Regions from separate parts of the Homo sapiens genome. Here regions 1, 2, 4, 5 and 6 are each linked to region 3. A link is a contact called in ENCODE Hi-C or POLR2A ChIA-PET data. All regions are on one chromosome and are shown on one strand. Each heading gives the region's core, a stretch centred on a gene start or an enhancer-like site at or near the end of the contact. The rest is flanking DNA. Distances are from core to core; before and after follow the strand shown.

The links. A loop is a pair of places that touch in the nucleus more often than their neighbours do. ChIA-PET counts read pairs that join two places held with the same protein, here RNA polymerase II (POLR2A). Pooled maps may share reads with other maps.
Region 1: a map of CD8-positive, alpha-beta T cell shows a loop between it and region 3 (6-fold over the local background). The contact joins the promoter of CCNY here to the promoter of ZNF248 in region 3. A Hi-C loop is called at or near these places in 5 of 168 maps with a recorded cell type or tissue (B cell, CD4-positive, alpha-beta T cell, CD4-positive, alpha-beta memory T cell and 2 more), 3 of 37 single-sample maps with no recorded cell type and 10 of 50 pooled maps.
Region 2: a loop to region 3 is called in a pooled map, with 4 times the contacts of the local background. The contact joins the enhancer-like site here to the promoter of ZNF248 in region 3. A Hi-C loop is called at or near these places in 2 of 37 single-sample maps with no recorded cell type and 5 of 50 pooled maps.
Region 4: a map of B cell shows a loop between it and region 3 (17-fold over the local background). The contact joins the promoter of CREM here to the promoter of ZNF248 in region 3. A Hi-C loop is called at or near these places in 4 of 168 maps with a recorded cell type or tissue (B cell, CD8-positive, alpha-beta T cell, HCT116 and 1 more), 3 of 37 single-sample maps with no recorded cell type and 16 of 50 pooled maps. POLR2A ChIA-PET finds 5 or more read pairs at or near these places in 1 of 52 experiments (naive thymus-derived CD4-positive, alpha-beta T cell).
Region 5: a map with no recorded cell type shows a loop between it and region 3 (4-fold over the local background). The contact joins the enhancer-like site here to the promoter of ZNF248 in region 3. A Hi-C loop is called at or near these places in 1 of 168 maps with a recorded cell type or tissue (endothelial cell of umbilical vein), 1 of 37 single-sample maps with no recorded cell type and 3 of 50 pooled maps.
Region 6: a loop to region 3 is called in a map of ascending aorta, with 6 times the contacts of the local background. The contact joins the enhancer-like site here to the promoter of ZNF248 in region 3. A Hi-C loop is called at or near these places in 3 of 168 maps with a recorded cell type or tissue (CD8-positive, alpha-beta T cell, ascending aorta and naive thymus-derived CD4-positive, alpha-beta T cell), 1 of 37 single-sample maps with no recorded cell type and 12 of 50 pooled maps.

What each region holds. Positions count from the first base shown.
Region 1 is chr10:35,334,909-35,338,378 of GRCh38, reverse strand. CCNY (cyclin Y) reads right to left here and starts at 1,870. Exons shown (of 10, transcript NM_145012.6): 1 at 1,172-1,870. The coding sequence starts at 1,325. CCNY-AS1 (CCNY antisense RNA 1) reads left to right here and starts at 1,955. Exons shown (of 4, transcript NR_186477.1): 1 at 1,955-2,159; 2 at 2,303-2,451. RefSeq lists a silencer at 1,505-2,244.
Region 2 is chr10:35,215,324-35,219,038 of GRCh38, reverse strand. No RefSeq gene overlaps it. Among named protein-coding and RNA genes, the nearest start is that of LINC02634, 27 kb to the left of the region's middle. RefSeq lists a silencer at 295-344. Within about 2 kb of position 1,425, at least 13 of the 41 ENCODE cell types and tissues checked have a DNase peak (open chromatin) inside an H3K27ac peak, as active enhancers do.
Region 3 is chr10:37,856,106-37,859,491 of GRCh38, reverse strand. It overlaps ZNF248 (zinc finger protein 248), which reads left to right and starts at 1,882. Exons shown (of 6, transcript NM_021045.3): 1 at 1,882-2,307; 2 at 2,960-3,057; 3 at 3,155-3,196. The coding sequence starts at 3,182. ZNF248-AS1 (ZNF248 antisense RNA 1) reads right to left here and starts at 1,743. Exons shown (of 2, transcript NR_186559.1): 1 at 991-1,743; 2 at 1-414. RefSeq lists silencers at 1,390-1,939, 1,636-2,012 and an enhancer at 2,330-2,389.
Region 4 is chr10:35,124,956-35,128,541 of GRCh38, reverse strand. CREM (cAMP responsive element modulator) reads right to left here and starts at 1,696. Exons shown (of 8, transcript NM_183011.2): 1 at 1,349-1,696. It also overlaps a transcript of CUL2 not described here. RefSeq lists an enhancer at 659-728 and silencers at 1,089-1,228, 1,289-1,808.
Region 5 is chr10:35,563,309-35,567,116 of GRCh38, reverse strand. It overlaps CCNY (cyclin Y), which reads right to left. Exons shown (of 10, transcript NM_145012.6): 9 at 932-1,094. Among named protein-coding and RNA genes, the nearest start is that of GJD4, 40 kb to the left of the region's middle. RefSeq lists enhancers at 2,066-2,145, 2,416-2,525, 2,586-2,695. Within about 2 kb of position 2,461, at least 10 of the 41 ENCODE cell types and tissues checked have a DNase peak (open chromatin) inside an H3K27ac peak, as active enhancers do.
Region 6 is chr10:35,189,530-35,193,059 of GRCh38, reverse strand. All of the region lies in intron 6 of CREM (cAMP responsive element modulator), which reads right to left. Among named protein-coding and RNA genes, the nearest start is that of LINC02634, 53 kb to the left of the region's middle. Within about 2 kb of position 1,364, at least 11 of the 41 ENCODE cell types and tissues checked have a DNase peak (open chromatin) inside an H3K27ac peak, as active enhancers do; they include ascending aorta, where a contact is called at or near this core.

The DNA.
Region 1 (3,470 bases), core at 621-3,120, 2.5 Mb after region 3:
TTACTCCCTTTATACATGGCACTCATTTAATAAAGATGCTCTCCTAAAAAGATTAAACTACCATTTAGAAGAAATTACACGAAGACAAACGAGAAAAATCTTTCCTTTAGCAAAGTTTAAATGTGGCCTTTCCACAGTGGAGAGAATCTTCCATCCTAAAGTGGACAGGAACGAATTATGAAGTTGTGTTCATTCATTCACACAAAAATTTCTTCATATTAGTTCAACCAGATTAACTATGAGAAGATGTTTGGGTTAAAAAAATCACCTTGTCATAAAAAGATACTTCCAATTTCAAATCTTTTCAGTTGAAAATTCTATAAACTATATTTTAAGCATGATGCATAAATATCCCTCTGTCGTTATCACTGAGCAACAGTGCTAATAAATATGTTGCCAAACCAATAAAATAAATAAAACATTACTGCGTGCAGTAATTAGTCTTAGCTTTTTTTCTTTTTGCAAACTCCAGACCAACCAAAAGTCACCTGAATAAATCAGAAATTCATAGGACTGCAATTCGGGCCCATGCAAAAACTGAGACTTAACCCAAAGGTGTCTGACAATCTTTTAAAGAGCATTCTCGGGAGAAGCTATTTGACTAATCCTGGAACCGCCACTCAAAAAAATCATTTTTTAAAAAAAACGGTAGAATGGGAACGGGGGAAGTGGAGTCCATTTGTAAGGTTCCGGGGAACTGACTCAACATGGTTCTCCAACTCGAGGTTGGAGACACCGGGATTCCAAAATGGGAATCCACTCACTTCGCTTTTATAGGACAAACGCGTGCACAACTTGGCTTCGGGCTGCATTCAGGTAGTGCCGGGAACCCCGAGCTCCCGGGCCGCCCCCACCCAGCTCTGGCCGCTCCATTAAGGACGAGGGCCGGCTCCTGTCACCTCGCGACCCACGCGCACACACCCGCCCTAGGCCCGCCGTGCTCGATGCCGCGGGCCTGCAAAGTTTCCGCGGCCGCTCACTTGGGGGTAACCAGCGAGGGGTACGCCCAGAGGCTGCGGGGCCCCGGGCGCCTAGGCTGCGCGGGCGAAGCCCCGGTTATGCACGGGTCGCCGAGACCGGCTGGGCAAGCAAGAGCAGCCGGGCCGCCCCGACGTTGGCTGTGCGACTGTTGCCGCGGGGGCGGGTAGGGGGCTCGGCGGGCCGCACTCACCGTCTATGTTCTCCCGGTCGCTGATGTGCTGCAGGTTGCAGCCCGTGTCCTCGCGGCTCAGGTCCGTGTCTGGCCGGTAGGACTCCAGCCGGGAGTGGGCATTCCTCCGGAGCTTGGGACTGGACGACACGCAGCACGAGGTAGTGTTCCCCATCTTCGGCGGCCCCCCGACTCCTGCTGCTATCCTGTTCTCCCAGTCCCCGGGAGCGGGGCGCGGGTGGACGCGGGGCGCGGGCGGCGGGGGCGTGTGGGGAGGCCCGCCCGCTCGCCGCCACGGGAGGGGGCGGAACGGCGGCCGGCCGCCGGGTCAGCAGCGGCGGCGGCGGCGGGGCCTCGCCATGGGCGGCGGCGGCGGCGGCGGCGACGAGCGGGCGACGGCCCCGGCTCCCCCTCGGCCGGCCTATCCGCGGCGGAGGAGCGCTCGGGTCCGCGCGACTGCGGCCGCCGCGCCTACCTCACCCCGCCGCGGCCATGGCGGGCGGCGCCGCGCAGGCCGCCTCCCCCCCGCGCTTCCCCAGTTGGTGTCCGCTTCCCCGGCGGCTGCGGCGACGGCGGCCGCCTCGGCAAGAGGTTCCGGTTCAAGCCGGGGGCACGCGTGTCCGCGCCGGACGGCGGGACTAGCCGACGAGCGGGCGGGCAGCGGGCGTGGGCGCAGCCCCCGGACTCCTCGCGGCGCGGTGCGGCGCGGCCAGGGAGGATGCTGGCGGCCCTCCCTCGCCAGCGGCGCCCGCCCTCGCCGCAGCCCCCGCCCCGCCCCGTCACCGCCCCTTCCCTCTGCCCTGGAAGCAGATCGGCGGCCGCGGGGAGGTTCGGGGCGGCGCAGCCCCGCGCGGTTGTGGGATCGCTCCCGGGGGCCGCTCCTCTCTCGGGCACTGGGGTCGCGGGAGACGTCGTCGGGAGCTCGGTTTCTGGAGGCCCTTCCCCACCCGGCCTCTGCCTCCTCCACTCCCCCGGGCTGGACGGAACGGGGCCCAGCGCGGGATGCGAGGTGCGTCCCCGGGGCCCGCAGCGGGCGGGAGCGCAGCCAGGGCCCGGTCGGGGACGCAGGCCCAGGGCGCTGAGGCTGCACCTGCCTCTCCGAAACCGGGCTGGCTCTTTTTGTCTTTTTATTTTTCTAATTTATTTTTTTAGAGGTATGATTTCGCTCTGTCGCCCAGGCTGGAGGGCAGTGGCGCAATCTCGGCTCACTGCAGCCTCGAACTCCTAGGCTGAAGCGATTCTCCCGCCTCAGCCTCCAAAGTAGCCGGTACTACAGGCGCGCGCCACCACGCCTGGCTAAGGTGTGTGTGTGTGTGTGTGTGTGTGTGTCTCCAAAGTAGCGAGGACTACGGGTGTGTGTGTGTGTGTGTGTCTCCAAAGTAGCGAGGACTACAGGCTCCCGCCACTACGCCAGGCTAAGGTAGGGTGTGTATGTGTGTTAACTTTTTGTAGAGATGGGATCTCCCTTTGTAACACGGGCGCCCGCCACTAAGCCAGGCTAAGGTGGTGAATGTGTGTGTGTGTGTGTGTTAACTTTTTGTAGAGATGGGATCTCGCTTCGTAACCCGGGCTGGTATCGAACTCCTGTCTTCAAGGAATCCTCCCGTCTGGACTCCTCCCATGGGATTACGGGCATGAGCCACGGCACCTGGCTATTTTTTTTTTCTAAGCATTTAAATAAGCTGGGGCTTGATTTGGGAGTTTTCTATTGTATTTTGAGCTTTGCCGAGGACTTGATAGTGACCTTGCTTTAAGCTGTGAAATAAATCTTGGGGTCCCAGAGCTATTTTAATATTGAATTCGCTGTGGAGTTGTTTTGAGTTCCTTGGAGGTTAACATGAGATAGAAAACTAAGTTAACACAACTCATCGACTGCCCTTGCTTTGCTTTGCTTTGCTTTTAGAATGCCATCGGGTTTTGTCATGTTGGGAACAAGTTAACTTAGGCCAGTTGACTAAGATCAAGGTATGTGAACATGCCTGGCTGGGAGAGAAGTAGAGTAAATGTTGGTTCGCATTCCCTCCCGACGCCCACAATGCCAGCCATCCCTGACTTTTCTTGCCTTTATTGGGAAGAATATAAGGTGGCAGAAACAAACTTCCCACCCTTTTTCCAAATATTTACTGAAGGAGTCTTGAGGAGAGTCTTGTGGGGTGGGGGGGTGGGGGTGGGAGCTGGGAATGTTTTTGAACTAGTTCTTGAAAAAAAAACTAGTACAATAGTACAACTGTCTTAATTTTATATATGAGGAAACTGAGGCCCAGAGATGAAATCATGCCTTGATTTATGCAGACCTCAGTACCTGTTCGTGACAAATCCA
Region 2 (3,715 bases), core at 176-2,675, 2.6 Mb after region 3:
GAAAAGATGGATTCATTTTAAAGTCACTTACTTGCTAAAACTATGTGGCCTGGAAGTAATGTCTAAAGTTCTTATGTCAAATAATTCAATCTATTTGCAATTAACTGTGTACTCTTAGAGAAAACTCTATAGTTTAAGGATTCCCAAACCTTGTCAAATTATTGCCCCTCCCCCACAGTTAACCCAAGACTCCCCAGAGTTACTGTGAATATAATTCACCAAACTAGATCAGAGAAAACTGCCCTTAATCCCTTGCCCCCATAGGGCTTGGCATACACTTGGAGAGTCCATGGCAGAAAAGAAATACCACCCGTTGAGTTTTGAAATGTTCACAGACTAATGTTTCTAAGAAAATACGCCGTTTGGAAGTCACACATACACTAGGTGGCGCTGTGGCTGTGACATTAAACAGTCTGTGTGCTGGATAAATGCTGGGTAAGAGCATCCATGACTTAAAGGAAAATTAGGCTAGGCCCAACCCCAGATCATAGAGTTCAGTGTTCTCCAACACTAGAGTGCTTCAGAAACATGCCAGGAACTTGAGCCTGGCGTGGTGGTGGCACATGCCTGTGGTCCCAGCTATTCCGGGGGCTGAGGCAGGAGGATCGCTTCAGCTCAGGAGGTGGAGGCTGAGGTGATCTGTGATTGTGCCACTGCACTCCAGCAGGGGCAACAGAGCAAGACCCTGTCTCAAAAACAAACAAACAAACATGCAAGGAACTGGTTAAAAATACAAATTCCCAGACCTACTGAATGAAAATTCCAGAGGTATGGAACACAAAACAGAAGACACAAACAGGCACACTCATGCTATCCTCTCCCGGGCAGCCCACTTTCATCCAAAGCCTCCTTATTTGGGCTTCTCACCTCCTCAAAAGTCTATCAGTAGTGGCTGGGCTTAGTGGCTTATGTCTGTAATCCCAGCACTTTGGGAGGCCAAGGCGGGTGGATCCCCTGAGGTCAGGAGTTCGAGACCAGCCTGGGCAATATGGCGAAACCCTGTCTCTACTAAAAATACGAAAATTAGCTCAGTGTGGTGGCATGTGCCTGTAGTCCCAGCTACTCATGAGGCTGAGGCAGGAGGATCACTTGAACTCGAGAGGCGGAGGTTGCAGTGAGCCGAGATTGCACTACTGCACTCCAGCCTGGGCGACAGAGCAAGACTCTGTCTCAAAAAAAAAAAAAAAAAAAAAAAAAAAAAAAAAAAAAGGGTATCAATAGTAAACTGTGTTTTAAAAGGTAGGGTTCATTCCTAAGTTAAGCCTCACGCTGGTCTGCTGTAAGTCAGCGCTTCTGAGAGCTCCACAAACGTTGAAAGCAAGAGCTCTTGTACATCTTGTTAACAGCCTTTTGTCCTAGAAAATGACTGAACCACAGGTCAAGCATCCTTCATAAAGTGAGGTGGCTGAGATAGATCTGGCAGAGTTCCTGTGTCCTCCAGCTGTCACAGAGACCAGCTGGACTTTTGCATAGTAAGTGACGGGGTTTTCCTTCCAGCTTCCGTCCATTCAAACCACAGGGACAAATCCTTCCTCAGAAAGCTATGCTGCACAAAAGCTGGTTGAAAATCCAGTTTATAGAAAAATAGAGGCATCACAGTAATATAAAGATTATCACACTAGTTCAGAGATCTGAGTATTTCTAGTCTATTGTCAATAGCTGGCAATATTTAAGTAAATCAATCTGAAATTTGGTTTTCTTGTCTATAAAATGAAAGGAGTAAATTACACCTGTTGGTCAGTCTCAGTGGCTCATGCCTGTAACCCCAGCACTTTGGGAGGCCAAGGCAGGTGGATTACTTGAGCCTAGGAATTCAAGATCAGCCTGGACAACATGGCAAAACCCCGTCTCTACAAAAAAACACAAAAATTAGCCAAGCGTAGTGGCGCGTGCCTGTAGTTCCAGCTCCTTGGGAGGCTGAGGTGGGAGAATCGCTTGAGCCTGGGAGGCGGAGGTTGCAGTAAGCCAAGATCGTACCACTGCACTTCAGCCTGGGTGACCGAGCATGAGACTTTGTCTCAAAAAATAAATAAATAAAAATTAAAAAATTACACCGGTGAGACCTCTTTTAGCTGTAAGATTCTATTTCAATGAGCATAACTGTGACTTTGATGTTCCAATAGCTAGCTAGTCCTTAGTCCTTAAACTGTAGAGTCATTTTTTCCTGATCAGCATCAGGGATTTGAAAAACCAGAGAGGAGCGAAAATGTGCTTTTGTGCATTTGAACAGGAAGGTCTGGGTGTTCCCACACATAGCCACTCAGAGCCACAGAGCTCTCTCTCTCTGCAGCCACCACCTGCTTGAGTCATTGCCAGCAAGTGTTTCTTAACACTTTCCTGCCTTTGGGTCCAGACTGGGTGAGAACCGCCAGGACAGAGGCTTGCTGTCCTGGTTCTGCACTTGGTCCTGAGCCATGTGACCTTTGGCAAGCTACTGAACTTCTCTCCAAGCTTGCTTCCTCATCTGCAAAATGAGGATAATGGTAACAGCATCAACACTTGTTGGGCTGCTAGGAGAATTAAATGTGGAAGCCCCTTGGCGCAGGGTGAGCACTCTGTACACGGTAGCTGTTATTCTTGACTGCCATGACTACGTGGCTGTAGCATCTGTGGAGCTACATACACACCTGGAAGAAAGCAAGCCCAGGATGGTAACGTCAGGGTTGCCACAGCCCTAGGTCCCAAAGCTGCCCTGTCTCCTCCTGGACTTCTTACAAATGCAGCCTCACTTATTGACTTGAAGGAGTGAATGAACATGCTGACTCCCATGTTGCTTTCTGGAAACTCCGCATCACATGGCCCTGAAGATGGGACAACTTAAGGATACAGACAACATGATCAATGAATCATGTATGTATCGTAGCTGGGACTACAGGTGTGCACCACCATGCTTGGCTAATTTGCTTAATTTTTTTTTTTTTTTTTTTGTGGAGACAGAGTCCCACCATGTTGTCCAGGCTGGTCTTTAATTCTTAGCTTCAGGCAATCCTCCTGCCCCAGCCTCCTAAGGTGCTGGGATTACAGGTGTGAGCCACCATGCCCAGCCAAGAAAATGGATTTATATAGAAAAAACCTTCCCACAAAGCATAAAGATTAAAATATACCATGCTTGAGTAGTTCAGAATCAAGTCTGTGTCTTTAAGATGACCTTAGAAAAGATGAATCATGGCCAGCGTGGTTGCTCACGCCTGTAATCCCAGCACTTTGGGAGGCCGAGGTGGGTGGATCACCTGAGGTCAGGAGTTCAAGACCAGCCTGGGCAACATGGCAAAACCCTGTTTCTACTAAAAATACAAAAATTAGATGGGCGTAGTGGCACACACCTGTAATCCCAGCTACTCGGGAGGCTGAGGCAGGACAATCACTTGAACCCAGAGGGCAGAGGCTGCAGTGAGCCAAGATCGTGCCACTGCACTCCAGCCTGGCACATCTAAACTTCTGAGAACCATGGTATACTACCATACGACAGTCATTGCATTACAGCCAGCCAACTGGCAACAGCTCTGCCTGCCTCACACGTCAAAGCGGCCTAATTATTTTTGGTGTAGACTAGAACAATCAAGTTGGTTTCACAAGTCATGATATTTTTTAAAGGTGTACTGTTAGGCACATGGGAAATAGCATGTTTTGGACGTAAGTTTCTTCATATGAAGAAAACTGAGAAGTGTGGTTGAACAAGGAATGAGGCATCTGGCACTCAAACAGCTGCCGTTCA
Region 3 (3,386 bases), core at 633-3,132:
AGCTTTCGCTCGCTGTCCACCGCTGCTGTTTGCGGCCTTCGCAGACCCGCCGCTGACTTCCATCCCTCCGGATCTGGCAGGGTGTCCGCTGTGCTCCTGATCCAGCGAGGTGCCCATTGCTGCTCCCAAGTTGGGCTAAAGGCTTGCCATTGTTCCTGCACAGCTAAGTCCCAGGTTGGTCCTAATCGAGCTGAACACTAGTCACTGGGTTCCACAGTTCTCTTCCGTGACCCACGGCTTCTAATTGAGCTATAACACTCACCACATAGCCCAAAATTCCATTCCTTGTAATCCATGAGGCCAAGAACCCCAGGTCAGAGAACATGAGGCTTGCCCCCATCTCGGAAGCAGCCCACCACCATCTTGGGAGCTCTGGGAGCAAGGACCCCCGGTGACAATATCCTTGATTGGTTGCTGGAACAGAAAAAGGGCATTAGTGGAAGAACTGCTTAAGTCTGAATAAACTCTGCAGTTCAGTTAATAGTACTTGTACCTATGTTATTTTCTTAGTTTTGATAAATATACCATGGTCATGTAAAATACTAACACTAGTGGAATCTGGGTGAAAGGCATATAGGAACTATTTTGCAACTCTTCTGTAAATCTGAAATTATGAGCAAATGAAAAGTTTAAAAAAGTGGACAATGACCCAGGAGTTGATTTTTTAAATGAAAAGTTGTAACACACGCACATGCTCATAGTGTGCTGAAAATGCCAGATGTGCACGTAAAAGAATGTACGTGTAGTGTAGTTCTGGGTAAAGTATGGTTGGTTTTGGGAAATGAGTGCGTGCTTTCTTCTTCAAATTTGTTACTCAAACGGCTTTTTTTTTTTTAAACATATAAACAATTTTATGTTTGGGTCTTGAATTGCTAGCTTCTGTTTTTCCTTATTCCAGAGAATAACCATACTGGTCACAGATTTTAGTTTTCTCTTCCAGTCTTTCAGTTAAACGTTACCATGCATGATCGTGAATGAATTCAAGCACACCTTTCCTTCTCTTGGCTTGTGTCTAACAGGCACATTGATTTGATCCACAACCTCTGGGGACACTGACAGAATCCTGGTTCCAAGCAGGAGTGGGTAACTGAGACAGTAATCTCTCAACCCACTATACAAGGCTGTTTTGCAGGAGAGCCTTATGATGACCAGCATGATATATAATTGTGAGAAATATACTGAACAATTTATGTGTCAGACACCGGTTTAAATGCTTTTACAACGTAAGCGCCTCCAATTCTCATAAAACCCCTGCTAGGTAGGCACTATCAGCCTCATTTTACAACTGAGGGTTGCGGCCAGAGCTGACAGGCACCGTCTAGCGCCGCTTCCAAGCCCCGCATCGCATCCACCAGCCTAACTCGGGCGCTCGGCCTCTCCCTCTGCGCATGTGCATCCCCGCCTCCCGCTCCAGGCGAGTCCTTCCCTGGACTCCAGTCCCTTGTGGGAAACAATCCCTCGCCTCCGGAGGCGGCGAGGAGCGGCGGGTGAGCCCCGGAGCACTGGGCGAGGGCCAGGGGGTCCCCGCGCTGCCCTGAAGGCGGGCGGGCGGCGGCTAGACCTCGGCGGTGGGGAGGGACCCCTGGCGCCTGCGGCGACGGTGGGACGAGGGCGTCTCTGTCAGAAGGGGATGAGGTCTGGCGTGGGAACGCGAGTTCCGGGGCTCCCGGGGGTCCGTATGCGTCCAGTCCCTGCGCCTGGCGCTCAGCGAAGTCCTGTAGCACGGGGTAGGCAATGCGCACTGGCCCGAAGGGGAGGGAACTGGCTGCGGGGAGGGGACAGCACGCGCGTGCGTAGCGTGTGACGTTTGTTGTGCGCGTGCGCATGGCGTTTGATGTGTGCGTGTGCGCTTTTTGTGCCCTGAGCCCGCGGGGAGGAGGCGGGGCTGCGGGGGAGAGCGACTGCGCCAGGTCCGCGACAAATGAATTAGACACAATTATCCACGGGAGACTCGGTTTTCCTCTCTGTAAATTACGGATATTAGGAATACTTGCCGCCTGGGGTTGTTTTGAGCACTTTCATTGTTTAGGTGCTGTATTTATTGGGTGTGCGTTCCCTGGGAGAGCCCGAGGGAGACGGCTCCTGCACCGGCCCCAAGGGCCTCTCTGCCCGTGGAGTGCAGGAGCGAAGGGGCTGGCCTAGCTGACCACCAGGGCCCCTGCTGGCTCTGACCGCCCTCCTATCCCAAGTAATTATTTACACGTTTCGCGTTCGCTTATGTATTATGTGTAATCATGGCACAGTATCCTGAAGCCGTCGGAGTCTGTGTGCTGGTGCAAGGTCTGGGACAAATTTAAGAAGAGAGAGGTGAGCTGGAGCTGAGGGGTGGGCGCGCAGGCTAACAGGAACGTCACCTCTGGAGAGTCTGAGGGCAGGGACGGGTGAAAGGCTCACGGCCACAGCGAAAGAAATGCTGTTATCACCCCTCCGCGAACACCGGGCACATCCAGATGAGCTGCTGAGCTTCCTCCTCTCTTGGCCTGATATCCCCGCCGGATGGTAGTGCAGTCAGGTCATACTTGGGTTATCTGTTTTGACCTTATTTGAAAGATGGAAAAACAAAATTGAGTTTGAGGAGGTGAGTAGTTCAGATCTTGTCATTCCTTAGAGGCAGAACTGAGATTAGAAGTCAAGTCTGCAGTTTCCCGAGCCACTGCTGCCCATTTTGTTACTCTATATCACAGTTTCTCATTAAAAGATCCTTTTGAGGAATTGTTAGCAAGTTAGAACAAACATTTTTAAACTTGCATTTAACATCCTATCCCTTTTTTTAGAGGTCTTTTGCATTATCTAACCTCAGGGCATTAATGGTGTTAACAGGTAAACAGATAAACAATATGGCCTCAGTTTTTTTTTTTCCCTACAAGGAATTTTGACAAACCCATAGTGTTTTTTCCTTCAGATTACTGTTAACTTGTTAAACTCATCTTTTCATGTTTTTAATTTTTCTGTGTCACAGAACCTAAATTGGTAATAAATCAATAAGAAATATTTACATTCACTCAGTGAAAAGTGTCATGTCTGAGCTCAGCATATATCGGAGCCACACATGGACACGTAAGTATCTTGTGTGTGGACCTGTATAGGCAGGTGAATCTCCGAACTGCAAGGCCGGCGAAGGCTCTCCTGACATTCTTCCTTTCTAATCCTTCAGCTCTCCTTCCTCCACTAAGAGCGGAAAATGAACAAATCCCAGGTGAGATTCTTGTTTCTTTATTCCCAGTTTGTTTAAAAATGGATTTCTGAAGTTTATAAGGGTTTATGTTTTGAAAATGGAAAAATAGAAATAGGCAAAAATTGACATTAAGGGAAATAAAACTGAAGTAGCAAATCCAAAATAGTGCAGTTGGCAAATTAGATGCAGGATTTTTAATTTTGCAGAATTA
Region 4 (3,586 bases), core at 447-2,946, 2.7 Mb after region 3:
AAAAAAAAAAAAAAAGACTAGGAAAAAAACGTGGCGCTCAAAGCAAAAAACAAAAAAACAACAAATAAAAAACAGCGTGGTTTATTCATGTAATCTGATGCAATGTTCACAGCGGACCTCTCACTGTTCAATCTAGATCTTTGTTTCAAGGGAAAGGTACACCCTCATCTGCCCGGCAAATTAAGTAGAAAGGAAACTGAGTCACGTACGTAAGCCACAGTGTTAAAGGAGCTCTTTCAATTTCAGTGACACTTTGAGACTGGCCCTGTAAGTCCCAATTTCTTAAAATGTGATTACAAACTCACCGCTGCTTCACTGAGCAGCATGCAGGAAACCCCTAAGTGATTTCAAACTCAGGTATCTGATATACAAATAAAACGCAACAGGATCAAGAAACATGCTGAGGCCAGGCGCGGCGGCTCACGCCTGTAATCCCAGCACTTTGGGAGGCCGAGGTGGGTGGAAGGTCAGGAGTTCGAGACCAGCCTGACCAACATGGTAAAACCCCATCTCTACTAAAAATACAAAAATTAGCAGGCGTGGTGGCGCATGCCTGTAATCCCAGCTACTCGGGAGGCTGAGGCAAGAGAATCGCTTGAACCCAGGAGGCAGAGGCTGCAGTGAGCCGAGATCATGCCCCTGCATTCCAGCCTGGGTAACAGCAAGACTCCGTCTCAAAAAAAAAAAGTATGTTTAATAATGTGTTTATTCCCCAGATTCAACAGGCTCTGGAAACCTTACCAGATGGCCCTAAAAAGGCAAGACTCAGGCAGAAGGGAAAATGCGCCTTCCGAGAGCGGTCGCGGCTCTGCCCTTCCCACTCCGGAGACTGCCCGCGCCCGGGACCGAATGACTCAGCTGCGAGGCCCTCCGGCCCAGGTTTTGGGGGAAAACGGGCTGCGTCCGCTTTCGTCTAAACTGCGCTCGTAAAGTGGGGCAGAGGCGCTGGGGGCACTCAAATCCGAGGTCCTTACTTCTGGATTCCTTTTCCTTTTCCGAGTTAAACCGCTCCCCTGAGCCGCACGGCTCTCTCAGGGAGGATTTTCCAACTCGTCCCAAGTTCGCGAGGAGGCAGGCGGGTCCCGGGGCAGCTGAGCGCACGAAGCGGGCGTGGGGCGGCGAGCCGGCGGCCTCGGGGGCGCCGAGCGAGGGGCCGCGTCAGGTGAACTCGCGGCTGCCCCGCCAGTCCTTGGCCCGGCCCCGGGGTCCCGGCCCGCCGCCCACGGCTCCGCTCGGCCTCTGCTGCTCCACCGCACCCGGCTCCGCTCCGCCTCCTGCCTCCACCTCCACCTCCTGCGCCGCGTCGCCCGCTGCTGGGTCTCGGGGCCGGAGCCGACGCACCACTTACCCGCCGCAAAGGGATTTACGTAGCGGACCTCGTCACTGATTACGGACGCGAGGAGGTGGAGACGGCGAGCCCGACCGCCGCTCAGCAGCGGCGCCGCCGCCCAGCAACCCGGAGCCGGCAGCGGCCCCACGTAGTCCTCACGTCAGCTGTGATGCGGTAGCCGCGGCCTCCCTGCCGACCCCGGACCAAAAGTAGCGCTGCAGCCGACCGAACCGCGTCCTCCCGCCCCGTCCTCCCCTCCCCCACGCCGGGACGGCCTCCCGGGGGAGGCCCCGAGGAAAAAAATCCAGGCTCGAACTCCGCCCCCTGCCGGCCGCCAGCAGGAGTGAAGCGCCACAATCCAACAATGAAATGGAACCGGGGAGGGGCGGCGGGAAGGTGCGGGTCAGGGGGCGGGGCCTAGGGATAGGGAGAAGGAAGGTCAGGGGGCGGGGCCAAGAGGAGGAACTAGCCTGGAGGTGGGGCGGAAGGTAGGGGCGGGGGCAAGGCTGGAAACCGGAAGCTGCCCGTGCCGCGCCGCGCGTGCGCCAGAAATCCAATGACTTGTCAGCCAGAGTAACGGCTGTTGTCAGGTCTTCAGGGTCTCGAGGTCGGTTTCTTCCTAACGCCGCCAACCCCAAGCTAAGGTCCGCGAGCGTCTCACCTCTGTCCAGGCTGGGCTGCAGTGGCGTGGTCTCGGCTCTCTGCAACCTCTATCTCCCCAGGCTCAAGCGATCCTCCGGCCTCAGCCTCCTGAGTAGCTGGGACTGCAGGCGTGCTTCTTCTGACTTCTAAAAGCTATCTACATACCTTGACTAGTGGCCCTTTTCCTCCATATTCACAGCCAGTCACAGCTGGTTGAGTCCTTCTCCAAAAGAAGCTTGAGCTCCTGAGACAATTCACCTGCTTCTTAGGGTCATTTATTGCAGTTTATCCCAGTATTTGACTGGAAATGGTCCGCATGCTGGGCCCGCTGGCTCGGGCCTGTAATCCCAACACTTCGGGAGGCCAAGGTGGGAGGATCGCTTGAGCCCAGGAGACCAGCCTAGGGAACACAGTGAGACTTCATCTCTTTTTTTTTTTTTAGATTAGAAAGGTCGGCCGGGGGCTCACGCCTGTAATCCCAGCATTTTGGGAGGCAGACATGGGCAGATCACCTGAGGTCAGGAGCAGCCTGGCCAACATGGTGAAACCCCATCTCTACTAAAAATACAAAAATTAGCTAGGAGTGGTGGCAGACGCCTGTAGTCCCAGCTAGTTGGGAGGCTGAGGCAGGAGAATCGCTTGAACCTGGGAGGTCAAGGCTGCAGTGAGCTGAGATCGTTCCACTGCACTCCAGTCTGGGTGACAGAGCGAGGCTCCATCTCAAAAATAAAAAAAGTAATGGGATATCAGGAATAAAGAATAGCAGCATGGTTATAGAGTACAGTAGGTCCTCACTTAACGATAGGTTCTTAGAAATCATGGCTTTAAGCCAAACAACTTACAGCAGGTCCACAAAAAAATTTTCATTCAGTGTTGTTTTCATTTCGTTATAATATTGATGATAACAAAAATCGGTTTCATTGTACGTTGTTTCACTGAAAACCAGTTTCTAAGAAGCTATTGACAATGTTAAGTGAGGATTTATTATTTCATATCAGTTACTGTAGTGTCAGAGTGTTTTCATAATTTTCACTGAGCAGGACTTAATCTAAATCCAATCTGAACCTTTGTTCAAATCTAATTTTCGTAGGTCAAAGGGAATGTATCCACAACAATTGTCTCTGTAACAGGAGTTCATATGAATCAAAAAGAATCAAAGGAATGGCAATTTCTTATTTGCAAAGTATTTGCTCTACGGTTTCCTTTCTTGCCAGTATTTTACTCCCATATGTATGTAGTCTTAATTATAAAGTTCAGAAAGCACAAACCATATTTTTTTGTTCATCTGTTTTTTTACAAAGATCAATACTGGAGGTGAGATACACATACTTACAAGCCCATCAGTTCATGGCCTCTGCTATACCCTTGCTGTAAGATGTAATAGACTTAAAAACCATGCAGTTGGATCTGGGTTTAAATGTATGCTTGTTAGCTGTGGGCAAGTGTCATATCCTCTTAGGGGAAGCATAAGGTTTTTAAATGGGAAGAAAAATAGTACCTACCTGTTAGGATTATTGTAGATTTTAAAAAATATCTGCCATAAGATAAATACTTAAAAACCTACTCATGTTTACGTTAGTCCAGTGTCTAGCTTTTGGGGCTCCTCACCTAGGT
Region 5 (3,808 bases), core at 1,212-3,711, 2.3 Mb after region 3:
TATCTTTTTGAGGGGCTTATATTGCGGGAAATGCTTTTTGGGGGGACATAATTTTCTTAAACCTGTCCGTAAAGGTAAGGGTTTTAAAAAATATTTGATTTCAAAATAGAATTGTGGTGGCTCATGCCTGTAATACCAGCACTTTAGGAGGCCAAGGTGGGCAGATCACAAGGTCAGGAGTTCTAGACCAGCCTGGCCAACATAATGAAACCCCATCCATCTCTACTAAAAATACAAAAAAAAATTAGCTGGGCGTGGTGGTGCACACCTGTAGTCCCAGCTACTAGGGAGGCTGAGGCAGAAGAATCACTTGAACCCAGGGGGCGGAGTTGTGATGAGCTGAGATCGTGCCACTGCACTCCAGCCTGGGTAACACAGCAAGACTCCATCTCAAAAAAACCCAAAAAAACAAAAAACCTTTGCTTATTAAGTATAAAGTGATATTAAACTGGTTATTAAAAATATGAAGTGGCTGGCCAGGCACAGCGGCTCACGTCTGTAATCCCAGCACTTTGGGAGGCCAAGGCAGGCAGATCACCTGAGGTCAGGAGTTTGAGACCAGCCTGGCCAACATTGTGAAACCCCATCTCTACTAAAAATACAAAAAATCAACCGGGTGTGGTGGCAGGCACCTGTAATCCCAGCTACTTGAGAGGCTGAAGCAGAATTGCTTTAACTCGGGAGGCAGAGACTGCAATGGGCCAAGATCGCACCACTGTACTCCAGGCTGGGTGACAGAGCGAGACTCCGTCTCAAAGAAAAAAGAAGCAGAACAAATCATAATCAACTGCCCAGCTATATATCCTAGTAGCTCATCTTTATTTTACATCATGTAGTGGGGGAAATGATCAATGTGACCACATGCATCTCTGGTACTCAGATGATGTATTGGCAACACTGCACCACAAAACGCTGTTTTAAACCATCTTACCTCAAGCTTGTGAGCCCTCTCCCTGCTCAGGGGCTCCAAGGGAAAGCTCAGGTTGTTCGCTTCTGCCAGAGAACGAAGATCAAAATAATACTTGGCATAGACACTGGAAGGAACATTGATGTTGAACTGCAGCAATTCAAGAAACTGTCGCTCTAGCTCGTTCCTGCAAAGCAAAGACAAAAATAGCCTATGCTTAGCTGCCACACCAGGCCACGTGGCCTGCCAAGGCAAGTTGCTGGAGACCAGACTCCAGAAAACTGCATCCTCCAGGAAGACCAGTGATCTAAGTAAATGTCTGGTTAGACCACCATATTGGGATTAAAAGCCAAATCCACTTGATCTGGTGCCCAGAAGGATGAGGACTGGTTAACTGGGATCATCACCAGGAAGCGTTTCAGGGCGAATCACTTCACTGAGATCTAACACACACACAGCAGGCTCTGGCTGCAGGTCTCCGTGAGGACAGGCTGCTAACAAAGGGTGGATGCAGCAGCCAAGAGCTGCCACGTGGAGTCCAGTGAGGGCCCTTCCGCAGGGGCCCAGAGGAAAACACTCAGCCTCTGCAGACCTAGAGGACATTGGCTTCCTCGGTGGCCCCTCCCTACCTCCAGGGAGAAAAGAAGGGAGGAACTGTGTAGGGGCTTTCTTAGGCAAAAGGCAGGGATTATGGGGGGAGGGTGTCCAGTCTCTGCCTCAGTCTCTTAAAAAGAGAACTCACAAGCCGGGAAGAATGGAAGCAGTAGTTTCCACACTTGAGCACGCACCCCATCACCTGGTGGGCTTGTTAGAACAGACAGGGGGCTCCACCTTCACACTGTGGGGATCAGTAGGTCTGCAGTGGGGCCTGAGAATGTGCATTTCTAAGGAACTCCCAGATGATGGTGAGGCTGAGGCTCTTGCCCCGGGCCCACACTCTGAGAACCACTCAACTAAAAAGGTAGGTTGGGAGAGGAGGTGCTAAGATCCACCCTGCCAACCCATCTACATGTTGATGGAATGCTGGGAGAAATTCAAAAACTTCTACTTTAAGAACTTCTCATGTCAGCTATCTTTCAAATTAGGTTTATTTCTAGATAGTTCCTCTGGGTGGGGGGAACCTTCTCAGTGAGGGAACTATCTGTGGAGCACTGGTCCTGGGTCATGCACTCAGATTCAGCACGTTCTCCCCAGGAAGCCCCCAGGGGTGCCCACCCACAGGGTGCCCACCCACTGCACACCCTCCAGGAAACCTCCTGTCCTTGCCCACACTATGCAGCATGTGGCTGCTGAACTCAGCCTCTTGGGCTGTTCTCCTCATAGTCAGGAAGTGCAACATCTGCTTTTGCATGCCTGGCCCCCAGCACATGATCTCAGAAGGCTTCCCACAGCAGTGAGAGCTGAACTGAGGTGAGGGAAGCATGGAGCTCTGGCGGAGAGGAACCAGGGCTGAGGAGGGGGTGTTTCAGGCAGAGTGGGTCCCCTCCAACCTGCTGCAGGCAGCCAAAACACACAGTCACCATTTCCTGTGAGTGAAGCCAGGGCCCTAGTGCAGGGCCTCACCCTCCTGACCCTGATCCCAGCCTCGGCATTCTAAGTCATGTCCTGCCAACTCTGCTGAACGCTGAGGGTCTGGGTCTGAGCCTCACATGCAGGCACCATCCTGTCCTGAGTGATGTCCCGAGACCCCTATGGCTGTTCCCGGTGACTCATAGCACTCAGCTATGAAGGACTGAGGAGGGCTCCACACCAGCTCAAGTTGCTGTGACAAAGGACAAGAACAGTAAGGAGGCGGGTGGGGAGGCTGGGGCTGAGCAAGGCCAGTGGCTCTGGGGAGACATGAAGCTGCTGGGGAAAGGAGCACTGGGACCTGTGGGCAGGCGGCAAGGAAGGAGGCCCGAGGAAGGCCCATTCCGGTCTCTTCATCAGATGAAGAGCGTCACTGCTTGTTTCCACACAGCCTCGTGAAAAGAGTGATAACAAGCTCCAAATGTATTTACTGTACTAAATTTCATAGTTTTAAGAATTTAGGCTGGGTGTGGTCACTCACACCTGTAATCTCAGCACTTTGGGAGGCTGAGGCGGGTGGATCACCTGAGTTTAGGAGTTTGAGACCAGCCTGGCCAACAGGGTGAAACCTCGTCTCTACTAAAAATACAAAGAAAATTAGCCGGGCATGGTGGCACATGCCTATAATTCAAGCTACTCAGGAGGCTGAGGCAGGGGAATCACTTGAACCCGGGAGGTGGAGGTTGAAGCGAGCCAAGATTGCGCCATTGCACTCCAGCCTGGACTACAAGAGCGAAACTCTGTCTCAAAAAAAAAAAAAAAAAATTAGTCAGGCATGGTGGTGGGCACCTCTAATATCCCAGCTACTCAGGAGGGTGAGGCAGGAGAATCACTTGAACCCAGGAGGCGGAAGTTGCAGTGAGCCGAGATTGCCCCACTGCACTCCAGCCTGGGCAACGAGAGCGAAACTCTGTCCCAAAAATAAATAAATAAATAATAATTTACTTTGATTTGGGATAATTTTTACTTAAAACAACTTTTATTTATGCTTCATTTAAATGAGATTTAATAAGAGATCATCCTGTGAAATACTGGAATCCAGGTAAGACTTCAACAAAACGAAAGCGTCAGAGGCCCTGCTAAGGCCAGAACTGTCAAACGTCAAAGGAGCAAATCCCAAGTGAACCTGGGAGCTGCCATGGACACACCGCCGTCTGGTGGTCAACAGGCGTCACTGCAAAGCGTATTCTCCCAATAGTAAGAAGAAAAGTCTAAGAGAACAGCCTGATAATCCTGCCCAAAATGATATACAGACACCATGGTTCCAGATGGAGGCAGACACTACGAGCAAAGTCAAGAGGAAGCTGCTTTTGAACAAGGCGGTATTTTCCC
Region 6 (3,530 bases), core at 115-2,614, 2.7 Mb after region 3:
TGGGCAAGGCTTCCTCGGGGAACGTATTCTTATCAGGCAATCGGTATGTGTGAAGAAGGCCCTGGAGGGAGAGAGGGCATGGCCTATCCCAGGAAATGAAAGAAAGAGCTGTATTACAAAAGAGGGAGAAGTGGAGAGGTAGGCAGCTATTAAAGAATGCAAGGCTTGGATCAAGCAAAGATTTGGGCCACATGAAAGATTTGGAGCTTTGTCTAACAGGTCACAGACATTGATGGATGCTTTTGAGTGGATGCTATAGACTGAATGTTTGTATCCCCACCCAATTTCCTCTGTTGAAATCCTCACCTCCAATGCAATAGTATTTGGAGGTGGAACCTCTGAGAGGTGATGAGGTCATGAGGGTGACACCCTTGTGAACAGGATTAGTGCCCTTATTAAAAAGACCCCAGACACCAGGTGTGGTGGCTCATGCCTATAATCGTAGCACTTTAGGATGCCGAGATGGACGGATTACCTAAACTCAGGAGTTCAAGACCAGCCTGGCCAACATGGTGTAACCCCGTCTCTACTAAAAATACAAAAATTAGCTGGGCATGGTGGTACATGCCTGTAATCCCAGCTACTCGGGAAGCTGAGGCAGGAGAAATGCTTGAGCCCAGGAGACAGAGGTTGCAGTGAGCTAAGATCACATCACTGTGTTCCAGCCTGGCCAAGAGAGTGAGACTCTGTCTCAAAACAAAACAAAACGAAACAAAACAAAACAAGTGCAATGCAGTAATGGAGATGTTGGGGGCAAGAAACTGCTGTTTTTAAGAACTATCAGTGGCTCCCAGAATCACTGTGAGGAATGAAGAGTTTAGCTGAACTTTCAGGAACAATTCCCAAAAAACTGAGCCAAGAAGGGAGCTGCTGCCTCTGGCATGATTAGGAGGATCAGAAAGCTGTTCCACAATAGCCAGCTTCCGGTGGCTGCCGGAGACTGTAGCCCACAGGGGTAGCCTGGGTCAGAGGGATAGCACCCAGGCCAGGGCCAGGGCCAGGACAGAGGGCTGTGGAGTGGCAGAAGCATTCATGGCTCAGCCAGGCAGAAGAATCTACACAGTGACTTTGAATGGAGACTGGGAAGAATACTGGACAACACCTAGGTTTCTGGCATCAAGGATAGTAGTGGTCAATCACTGAAGATAGGAAGAGTGGATTTTAGGAGTCAGAGGTATGTGTGGCCATCTAAGGAACCAGCTGGAGTCAGGACATAGTCACAGTGAACTGAAGCCAGCGTGGGAGGGAGTCCTTCAGGGAGGGAGCTCAGCAGGAAGAGGGTGGGGGAGTGAGCCTGAGGATCACTGAAACACTCAGGACAGGGGCAGGGGAAGCTTAGCCCAGCAACAGGACTGACAGAGAAGCAGCAGAGAGAGAAGAGCAAGGAGGACACAGTCTCAGGAAGTGGAGGAAGCAGAAGTCGACAGTGTTAAATACTGCTGAGGCATCAGCCAAGACAGGCACTGAGAATCCACAAAGAAGCTGACAGGGCCCTTCAGTGAGATGAAGGGAGAAGGAGGGCAGGGAACACTGCCACTAAGTTCAGGAAGACAAGAATGCCCACTGGCCTTGCTGTGTTTAAACTGGAGCTCCTGGCCATGATTATTTAAGGAAAAGAAAAAAAGAGAAAAAGAAAACAGGAATAAAGATTGGAAGGGAGGAAACAAAACATCACTATTTGTATAAACATTCACATAGGATCACAGACCGAATCACAAAGAATCAGTAAATTATTAGAAGTAATTAGAGTTCAGCAAAGTTAATAGATAAAAGATCGACTTAAAATAATCCGTATTTCTCTACACCAGCAACAATTAGAAAATACAATACAAAATAAGGTACCATTGTAATGGCAACAAAACCCATAAAGTACTTAGGAACCAACTAAAGAAAGAATATGCAAGATCTCCGTGAAGAAAAATGTTCAACTGTTCCCTAAAACTTAAAGTATAATAAATAAATAAATAAATAAAAAGAAAAATGTTCAACTGTTAAAAGAAGTAAAATGAGATCTGAATAAACAAGACTTTCTATGGTTTGGGATAGGTCAACTTAACATTATGAAGACTTCAGCTCTCCCTAAATTAAATGCAGTCTTGGCTGGGCATGGTGGCTCATGCCTGTAATCCCAGCACTTCGGGAGGCTGAGGTGGGCGGATCATGAGGTCAGGAGATCGAGACCATCCTGGCGAACATGGTGAAACCCTGTATCTACTAAAAATACAAAAAAATTAGTCGGACATGGTGGCAGGCGCCTGTAGTCCCAGCTACTTGGGAGGCTGAGGCAGAAGAATGGCGTGAACCCGGGAGGTGGAGCTTGCAGTGAGCCATCGTGCCACTGCACTCCAGGCAGGGCAACAGAGCGAGACTCCATCTCAAGAAAAAAAAAATTAATGCAGTCTCATCATTGGTTTTATTATTATTATTATTACTACTACTATTTAGAAACTCAAACTTATTCCAAATGCATATGAAAGAATAATCGTGCACAAAAAACTAACTCTGTATCAAACTGAGAAAAAAGACAAGGGGAACTTGTTTTATGAGATAACAAACATGTATGGCGCTGGGATTCAGAAAAAGATGAATCAGACAGAAGACTGGCCAGATCCAGGTGCAAAAGCAAACCCACTGTCTAATTAAGGCTGCCCCATACACCAGTGAGGAAACAACAAACCCTTGGGAGTGGCTCCATATACGGAGAAAAAAGTTAAAAATGAATTCCCACCAAATACTATATACAGAAGTGAAGCCCAGATACATTAAAGACATAAATGTGAAAGGTAAAACCATAAAGCAAATAGAAGAAAATGTGGAAAAAAATCTTTGTGACTTGTGGAAGAAAATTCTTAAAAACCCCAAGGCACAAACTTACGTGCATATTGTGTAAAACATTAAAAATTCTCAAAACTCTGTTGTTTGCAGTAGATTCTTCCATGTAACAAAGATAAAATGAGAAGAAATAATTATTCTTTAAGATTATTCACCTAGACATAAATATGGTCCATGAGTATGGGGGGAATAGAACAGGTGGCTTTCATTTTACATTTCAAGAAAACATTAAAGTACTGGGTTTGTACTATGCATTTTTTACTCCATAAATGCCACCACCTCAGTTCTTCACACACTTTTACCATAGTCCACATTAACCCCCAAAATACCTGAGTATAATTATCAAGAGACTCATCAATTATAATATGCTTATCATACCTGCAAGACATTCGAACTAAAATAACTGATTTTACTTTCCTTAACGTTAGTGCTGCCTGTAATCCCAGCACTTTGGGAGGCCAAGGTGGGTGGACTGCCTGAGCTCAGGAGTTCACGACCAGCCTGGGCAATACGGTGAAACCCCGTCTCTACTAAAATACAATAAATTAGCCGGGCATGGCGTTATGCACCTGTAGTCCCAGCTACTCGGGAGGCTGAGGCAGAAGAATTGCTTGAACCTGGGAGGCGGAGGTCGCAGTGAGCCGAGATCGCGCCACTGCACTCCAGCCTGGGCAACAGAGCGAGACTCTGTCTCAAAA